3 separate regions of the Homo sapiens genome follow, and all the other regions are linked to region 3. Evidence: chromatin contacts called from ENCODE Hi-C or POLR2A ChIA-PET data. All regions are on one chromosome and are shown on one strand. The core of a region is the stretch at or near the end of the contact, and the rest is flanking DNA. Distances in the headings are between cores, read along the strand shown.

The links. Hi-C counts contacts between places; a loop is a spot of excess contacts on that map. ChIA-PET counts read pairs that join two places held with the same protein, here RNA polymerase II (POLR2A). Pooled maps may share reads with other maps.
Region 1: a loop to region 3 is called in a pooled map, with 6 times the contacts of the local background. The contact joins the enhancer-like site here to the promoter of SNX32 in region 3. A Hi-C loop is called at or near these places in 6 of 50 pooled maps.
Region 2: a pooled map shows a loop between it and region 3 (3-fold over the local background). The contact joins the promoter of ENEMAL here to the promoter of SNX32 in region 3. A Hi-C loop is called at or near these places in 1 of 50 pooled maps. POLR2A ChIA-PET finds 5 or more read pairs at or near these places in 2 of 52 experiments (AG04450 and activated CD4-positive, alpha-beta T cell).

What each region holds. Positions count from the first base shown.
Region 1 is chr11:66,221,546-66,224,450 of GRCh38, reverse strand. All of the region lies in intron 10 of PACS1 (phosphofurin acidic cluster sorting protein 1), which reads right to left. Among named protein-coding and RNA genes, the nearest start is that of KLC2, 35 kb to the left of the region's middle. RefSeq lists enhancers at 675-1,175, 1,176-1,676, 1,482-1,721, 1,782-1,881. Within about 2 kb of position 1,655, at least 4 of the 41 ENCODE cell types and tissues checked have a DNase peak (open chromatin) inside an H3K27ac peak, as active enhancers do.
Region 2 is chr11:65,476,049-65,478,861 of GRCh38, reverse strand. ENEMAL (enhancer lncRNA neighbor of NEAT1 and MALAT1) reads left to right here and starts at 1,375. Exons shown (of 1, transcript NR_186313.1): 1 at 1,375-2,085. RefSeq lists enhancers at 1,062-1,151, 987-1,582 and a silencer at 1,322-1,451.
Region 3 is chr11:65,832,359-65,835,551 of GRCh38, reverse strand. SNX32 (sorting nexin 32) reads right to left here and starts at 1,589. Exons shown (of 13, transcript NM_152760.3): 1 at 1,451-1,589. The coding sequence starts at 1,486. It overlaps LOC124902693, which reads left to right and starts at 1,753. Exons shown (of 7, transcript XM_047427980.1): 1 at 1,753-3,193. The coding sequence starts at 2,041. RefSeq lists an enhancer at 1,508-1,597 and silencers at 1,522-1,734, 1,908-2,037.

The sequences.
Region 1 (2,905 bases), core at 406-2,905, 390 kb before region 3:
GCAGTCTGATGTGCATGATCCTGTTCCATCTCCTCACTACCTTGGGAGGCACGAGCTTTAACACGTACCTTGTAGATGAGGAAGCAAAGGCGTGGTAACATGCCCAAGATCACACAGTCAGTGGAGTGGTGGAGTCAAGACTCAAACTCAGAAGCTCTACCCTGTCCCAAATGTGTTTTTGCCCTGACAGAGGCCCTTAGGCCATCATATTATAAAGGCTGACACTCACCTGGCTTTTTTTTTTTTTTTTTTTTTGAGATGGAGTCTTGCTCTGTTACCCAGGCTGGAGTGCAGTGGCGGGATCTTGGCTCAATGCAACCTCTGCTTCCCAGGTTCAAGCAATTCTCTGCCTCAGCCACGCGAGTAGCTGGGATTACAGGTGTGCATCACCATGCCTGGCTAATTTTGTATTTTTAGTAGAAACAGGGTTTTGCCATGTTGGCCAGGCTGGTCTCGAACTCCTGACCTCAAGTGGTCCACCCACCTCGGCCTCCCAAAGTGCTGGGATTACAGGTTTGAGCCACCGTGTCCGCCCTCAACTGGCTTTTGAGCCAAATGGGCTCCTATACCGACACCACAACCCTACAGATGAGGCACCGAGGCTCAGAGTGTCTAAGTAATTTTTTCTGTAAGTTTTATAAGTCAGGTAACTAACATTTATTGAACATCCACAGTGTTAGGTGTTCTGCTTACTGCTTTTGGGGCACTGTCTCAGTTAGTGATTTAGTTACATTTTGTTATATTAGGGCACTTGCTCTACATTCCTAGAACACTAAGAAAGAGTCCTCCCTCAGCCAGCTCCCAGGTATCTTTCTAGAGTCATCCCATATAGTTAAGAGGGAATTTAGCTCTCATGGCCAGGGGTAGGGTTTGCCCAGTAGGGTTTGCCCATGTGGATGCTGTCAATTCAGCAGGGCCATTCAGCAGTTCCATGTGAGGAAATGCATCTCCAAGCCACATCCTAAACACTAATACCAAAGAAAGTGAGGTGGCTGGGTACACACTGCACTCCAGCCTGGGGAGTACAGCGAGACCCTATCTCAAAAAAAAAAAAATAGGCCGGGCACAGCGGCTCAAGCCTCTAATCCCAGCACTTTGGGAAGCTGAGGCGGGCGGATCACCTGAGGTCAGGAGTTTGAGACCAGCCTGGCCAACATGGAGAAACCCCATCTCTACTAAAAATACAAAAATTAGCCGGGTGTGGGTGGCACGTGCCTGCAGTCCCAGCTACTCGGGAGGCTGAGGCAGGAGAATCGCTGGCACCCGGGAGGTGAAAGTTGCAGTGAGCCGAGATCGCTCCATTGCACTCCTGCCTGGGCGATAAGAGCAAAACTCCGACTCCAATAAAAATAAAAAATAAATTTAGAAAGAGTTTTTTTTTTTTTTTTTTTTTTTTGTAAATCGAGGTCTCCTCAGTTCTTGGATCCCCATGAACCCGGCCTGGAACGGCGTCTAGGGTGCAGGGTCTGCAGGGGCAGGGCTGGGGTTTCTCCCAGGGAGGAGTCTGTTTGGGCTGCAGTTTCCCATGCATTGCCTCACTAACGTCACGTGGGGCGCTGTCCTAAGCAGGAAGAACGGTGAGCTGGGAGAGAGCCCCACCTGGTGGCAACAGGCAGAAGGGCAGCCAGGGGATGCCCCAAGAGAAGGTGGTTTCCAGGACAGGCACCTGCCCTTTCAGACCCGTGCTTTTCAGCGGTAGAGGCCTCTCCTGTTTCCTATCATCTCCGCACAATTACTACCGATCTGCAGGGCGAGTTTGGTATTCCCCCTGGTGAACCATGAGTAGGCTTCATCTGCCAGTAAAGCAGGTGAACAGGAGGACTTAAAGGATTTGTTTCTTTGATCTACAGAAAAGACACTGGGCTTTGGAGGGCAAATCCTAAGCTGGGCACTCACATCGCGACAACACTCACTTGCCTTCCATTGTAAACGAAGGAAGAGCAGCTTCCTAGGGCCTGAGGTCACTTCAGGCTCACACCCACCCCTGCCTGTGATCTGCTGAGGGAGCAGGGCCTTTCTAGGAGGGGCGGAGCAAGGCCCAGGTCGTGGCTCCGGCTGCTACAGTACATGCCCCCTTTTCCCCTTGCTCACCAGAAAAAATGGAAACCTCTTGACTAAATTATAAATTTTCTCGGGGCACTGCTCCCCTCTATGGATTCTTGGCCCAATAAAGCCTACTAGGGCCTCCTGAGCACGTCTCAGTGGCTCCCCTCCTCTCCATACCTGCTCCTTCCCCAGTCTGGTGCAGGGCCACTCACTACTGGCCAAACGCCCACTCCATGCCACACTCTCAGCTACCACAGAACAGACACGAAGGGAGAGGTTTTTGTTTGTTGAGATAAGGTCTTGTTCTGTCACCTAGGCTGGAGAGCAGTGGTGCGATCACAGCTCACTGCAGCTTCTGCCTCCTGGGCTCAAGGGATCCTCCTGCCTCAGCCTCCCAAGTAGCTGGGTCTACAGACGTGCACCACCATGCCTGGCTAACTTTTGCATTTTTCGTAGAGATGGGCTTTCACCATGTTGCTCAGGCTGGTTTCGAACTCCTAGGCTCAAGTGATCCACCCGCCCTGGCCTCCCAAAGAGCTGGGATTATAGACATGAGTCACCACGCCCAGCAGAGGGGGAGATTGTATGTATTCTGAGAGGGAAGGCGCTGGGCCATGGCAGAAACAGACCAAAAGGAACAACCCAGCCTGACACAGCAATGACCCCAAAGAGCTAAGCTCCCAGCCAGACTGAGGGGAGGAAAACTGAGGCTGAAACAAGATGAGGCCATTTTCTTTTTTCTTTTCTTTTTTTTTTTTTTTTGAGGGAATCTCGCTCTGTCGCCAGGCTGGAGTGCAGTGGCTCAATCTTGGCTCACTGCAACCTCCGCCTCCCGGCTTCAAGTGATTCTCCTGCCTCA
Region 2 (2,813 bases), core at 126-2,625, 360 kb after region 3:
CAGAGCCCCTGCTGCTGCGGGGAGGGAAGGAGGAAAGGATGCGGCCCATTCTCCTTCCAGCTCTGGACCCACAGCAGCCCCTGAGGAGAGCAAAGGTCACCTGGTGGCCATCGAGCAGCCCAGGCAGAGGCAAAACTCTTTATCTGAGGAATTCAGAAGTAATGAGACTTCCCTATACCATTTGGTTCCTAGCTCCGGTCCAACAAAATTTCCAAGTAATTAGAATTTCTATACATCTCTGCAAATGCATGCCTGTCCAAACTCATTGTGCAACAACCCTTGCTGACTGGCATTAGGCACCAAAATGTCTACAAATGTAATCATTTATCATGACCTATGTGGCTAGTGTGGTCCAAGTTACCCTTAAGCTCCCTCTTTAAGGTCCATAAATGCCCCTAAGGAAAATCCCTAAGTCCTCTAGCTGAGGCGCCCCTCTGCACTCTTCTGTAGTGCTTTTTCTTTTTCTTTTAATTATTTTTATTTTTTTATTAATTATTATTATTATTTTTTTTGAGATGGAGTCTTGCCTCACTCTGTCTCCCAGGCTGGAGTGCAGTGGCCGGATCTCGGCTCACTGCAACCTCTGCCTCCTGGGTTCAAGCGATTCTCCTGCCTCAGCCTCCCAAGTAGCTGGGACTACAGGCAAGTGTCACCACTCCCAGCTAATTTTTGTATTTTTAGTAGAGACAGGGTTTCACCATGTTGGCCAGGCTGGTCTTGAACTACTGTCCCCAAGTGATCCACCCGCCTCGGTCTCCCAAAGTGCTGGGATTGCAGGCGTGAGCCACCGCGCCCTGCCTTGGTAGTGTTCTATATAATGAAACTTTCCTTTTCAAACCTACACTGCCCTCCGTAGTGCAAACCGAACAGCCAGTGCTGAGGCGCAGAGACGCCTCAGGCACCAGGTGGGAGCAGGCAGGAAAGGCACGTGTGCGAAAAGGGAGGAAAAGGGGACGGAGAGCTCACTGGCCAGGGGAACGGAGTCGGTGACAGAAAGGGCTGCTGGCCGTGTGGGGTGTGTGGGCTGTGTGGGGTGGGGTGTGTGGTGTGTGTGTTTTGCGTATTTTTAATAGAGACCGGGTCTGGCCAGGTTGCCCAGGCTGGTCTCAAACTCCCCTTCCCGTCCTGGAACCCCTTGGACTCCCCAGTTCGTAAGGCCAGTGCAGAGATCCTGGGGAGGGAGAAGCAGGGCCAGCTACCACCGCCCTTCCGCTCCAGACGGTCCCGCAGATTGGCCAATCCCGGCCGCCCAGCCAGATGCTTCCCGGTGACTCAGCGCCCGGCGTGTCACGTGACGGCGGGTGGGCACCCGCGCAGGGGCCGCTGGGAGTCCCGCGCTGCCTCCCCTGCCCCCGCGCCGGGGCCACGTCCCCCAGCCAGGTCCCTTCTTCCTGCCGTGTCCCCAGGGCAGGACCGCATCGGAGAGAGTCCGGGAGGAGGCCGCGCTCCTGGGGGCTGGAGACCCGGCGGCGGTGGCCACTGCGCGCTGTTCCAGCCTTGAGGGAGGGAACCGCGGGCCTGGGTCCGCCTTGGGATTTGGGAACCGGTTTCCTGCCGGGTTGACCTAACTTGAGCCTTCAGTAGTTCCGGGGCGGGTGTTGTGGTCTCCGTTCCAAAGTCGGGAAAACGGTATCTGGGCTGGCGAAGGGCCGCGAGGGTGGTGGGAGGACCCTGTGGCTGCGCCGAACAGACCGCGGGAACCCACACTGAGTGGGGTGGGACGGGCTGCCACCCCGGCTTTGTCAGCCCCATGCCCCCTTCTCGCCCTTCATCCTCTGCTCCCTCACTTAGGCTCCAATTCCTCCTGATTTTGTTCTGTTTTTCCCTTCGGGCATCCAAGGCAGCCACCTGCCCAGGCCTGGGCCTGTTCAAACACTGTCTCCGCTGTACTCCCTAGCTCCTTGAACCCCTACATTGTCTGCATTCAGGAAGTTTTGTGGCTTTTTAGGATTTTTTTTAAACACAGGGTCTGGCTCTGTTGCCCAGGCCGGAGTGCAGTAGTGTGATCATAGCTCACTGTAACCTCGAACTCCTGGGCTCCAGCCATAGGAAGCTTTTAATAAAACAACCTTTGCTCCGACCGCACCCTGGCCTTGCTGGATAAAGCCAGGCCTCTCTCTTGGGTTACAGCAGGCCCTTCAGGACTTGGCTGCCCCTCTCTGTTCCAGCTTCTCCTGATGTTCCTCGCTCACCCCAGAACTCCTTTCCCAAAACTGAGGGAACTCCAGCTTGTCCTTAAGATCTCAGCTCTGCCCAGTGGTCTCCTTAGACTGGGTGTGAGGGTCCCGCTGTGGACTCCCTGAGCTTAGGGAGAGGGCAGATTTGTTCCTGCTCTCTCAGGCCCAGTTTAGGCCTCAAGACAAGAGCCCAGGTTGTCTCCTCAGAGCTCAGAATGCTGCCACCACGTGTGGTCAGACCACTATTGGCCCAGCTCTAACCAGTAACTGGAGCAAGGCTTAGGATTGCTGAGAAAGATTGGGGGCAGCAGAGAAGCTTCTAAGAAAAGGTTAAATAACACACCTCTTTTTCTTGTTGTTGTTTTTGTTTTTTTGAGACGGAGTCTTGCTCTGTCGCCCAGGCTGGAGTGCAGAGGCGCGATCTCGGCTCACTGCAACCTCCGCCTCCTGGGTTCAAGCGATTCTCCTGCCGCAGCCTCCCAAGTAGCTGGGAGTACAGGCATGTGCCACCACGCCCAGCTAATTTTTGTATTTTTAGTAGAGATGGGATTTCACCATGTTGGCCAGGATCTCGATCTCCTGACCTCGTGATCCACCTGCCTTGGCCTCCCAAAGTGCTGGGATTACAGGCATGAG
Region 3 (3,193 bases), core at 340-2,839:
TGCTCTAACCATCCTTGGCACAACGTGGATGCTCGACAACTCTTTGCTGAAGGAAGTCAAAAGGAAGAAATGGTCTTATCATTACATGAACTCAGAACACAAGTGAAGCCATTAGGGCTGAACAGGATTCTCTCGCCTTGGGAAAGGAGAAGAGGATGCCAGCCTCTGCTCAATCCCTAACATCCTGCCCTCCTCCCCGCCCTCACCTCCCACCCCCTACCCACCTACCCCCATCAAGACAGCCTGAGTTGGTCTTGGGGAGGGTAAGAGTGACAGTGACGGGTCCCTTTCCATCTGTAAGGACAAAGGCAAAACCCTGCCTCCCTTGGCATCCTCATCAGTCCGCACACAGGTGCCACAGAGGCTCCCCACTCCCTTGCTCAAGTCTCCTTTCTCTCACTTGCGCAGACACACACATACACACAGAGACACATGGGCACATACACACACACAGACACACGAGACAAACACAGACACACGCACACACAGACACACATAGAAACACACACAGATACACAGACACACACAAACACACAGGCACAGAGAAACACACACACAGACACACACAACGACATACACAGATCATACACAGGCACACAGACACACACAGATGCACACACAGACACACTGACATAGACACACACAGATATACAAAGACACACGGATACAGACACACACAGACACATGCAAACACACACACAGACCCAGAAATACACAGACACACACACACAGACACACGCAGACCATACACACACACAGAGACACACACACACAGACATAAAGATGCACGCAGACCATACATAGACACAGAGACAGACACACACTCAGACACAAAGAGACACAGACCTGCGCAGACACACACAGGCACATGCGTGCACACACAGATACACACAGAGACACACACAGATGCATACATGCACACATGCAGACCATACACACAGACAGACACAGACACAAAGACACACGCAGACCATACACAGACACAGACACACAGACACACACACACAGACATGCACAGACACACACAGAGACAGACACAGACATGCACGCACAAACACCCACATGGACGCATACGTGCACACACACAGACACACACAGGCCATACACACACACACAGAGACACGGAGACACACAGACACACACACAGATACACAGAGACACACAAAGACACAGACACACACTGAGACACACACAGACACACAGACACACAGAGACACAAATACAGACATACACAGATACACACACACACAGACATATGCAGGCACATCGACATACACACAGACACACAGAGAAACAGACACATGCAGACTATACACACACAGACACACACAGAAACACACAGAGGCAGACCACACACACACAGACACACACACACCACCGCATGATTGGGCATCACGGGCTTTCATGGAGTGAGGGGAGGCTGGGGTGGGGGTCTTCATCCTTTCTCTACCTTGCCCTCCTTCCCAACCTCCGCATACGTCTCCATCGCTCTCCTGGGCTTCAGCGTCCGGCCACTGCCCGCGTGCTCCCGCAGGTCGTCCCCGTAACTCGCCCGAGGAACTGACCGAGTGAGGATGCTCTCAGCTGACGGGGACGCTCTCCCCCGCCCGGCCAAGGAGTCGCCTGGAGTCGGGGGCGGTTCCCACCGCGTTTCCCTCAGCCACGCCTTTCGATTGGGTAGCGGGGCACCGCGCGTGACGCCATTGGCTGCATTGTCTGTCGTTCCTGTCCCAGGCCCCAGCTTTTAAGGGACACGCGGCACGGAGAGTGGGCCGGTGATAGGCGACAGTGTGGGAGCTGGGGTCAGAGTTCATAGGGTCGCAGAGGCCGCGTGCCGCGTCTCCCTCCAGTCCCCGGGGGACTGACCCCCACAACAACCCCGTGCCGCCGTTCCGGGCCCCTCCTTCCAACGGCCACGTGCGGCCTGCGCGTGCGCACTCGCCCAGTTTGGCGCCCACCAGGCAGTGGGGAAGGGGAAGGGGAAGGGGAAGAGGGTGAGGGTGGCAGGGTGGGGACAGGGAATGGGAAGCAGTGGTGGGGATGTGGGTGGTGGACCAGGGGCGAGGGCAGGGGACAATGTCTGTGGAGAAGGGGGGTCTGTTTAGGTTTCCGCTCTTGGACGGGAGGGAGCGGCGGGGTAAGCAGCCTAGGAGGACTAGGGAGCTCCACAAGTCCCGCGGCCAGGGCGCCCCAAGCGAGGCCGGGGTCCGCGAACGGTCGCCACTGGAGCGGGGCTGCAAGGGGGTGCCGATGCTGCGAGAGAAAACCTGGGGACCTTGGAACGGGCTCATGGTAATTGGGAAGAGAGTGGAGCTCCTGACTAGAAACACTCGAAAGCCGAAGCTGGAGTCTGAGTACTGGAGACTGGAAGATGTGGAAAAGACGGTCTTGAAAGGGAAGTCAGGCCCGAGTCAGGAAAGGATGGATGTGAAGCTGCTATACCGTGGAGCAAGTGCATCACAAGCTTCAGCAGATTTGGGGAAAGACAGCCCAAGGGGTATTTGGGGAAAGCAAGAGGTCAAACACGAAATAAAGGCTAAATCTAAGAGTGCAGGGATGACAGCAGGGCCTATGAAGGGGTCTGGGTTTGAAGAGAGGTTGAGGTCTGCTGGGGAGAAGGTAGGGACCAGTGGAGAGGACTTGAGATCCAATGGATATAAACTGGGACAGGATGAGAAGGGGTTGAGGTCTAGTGTAGACAAGATGAGATCAAGTGTAGAGAAGCTGAGGTCTACTAGTGAGAAGCTGGTGTGCAGGGGAGAGAAGCAGGGGTCCAGTGGAGTGAAGCTGAGGTCCAGTGGCAGAAAGCTGAGATCAAGTGGAGAGAATTTGAGATCAAGTAGAGAGAAGCTGAGATGGAGTGGAGAGAAGCTGGGAACTAGTGGAGAGAAGCTGGGAACCAGTGATGAGAAGCTGAGGTTGAGTGGAGAGATGCTGAGATCAATCAGAGAGAAGCTGAGGTTGAGTGGAGAGAAGCTGGGAACCAGTGATGAGAAGCTGAGGTTGAGTGGAGAGAAGCTGAGGTTGAGTGGAGAGAAGCTGAGATCAAGCAGAGAGAAGCTGAGGTTGAGTGGAGAGAAGCTGGGAACCAGTGATGAGAAGCTGAGGTTGAGTGGAGAGAAGCTAAGATCAAGCAGAGAGAAGCTGAGGTTGAGTGGAGAGAAGCTAAGATCAAGCAGAGAGAAGCTGAGAT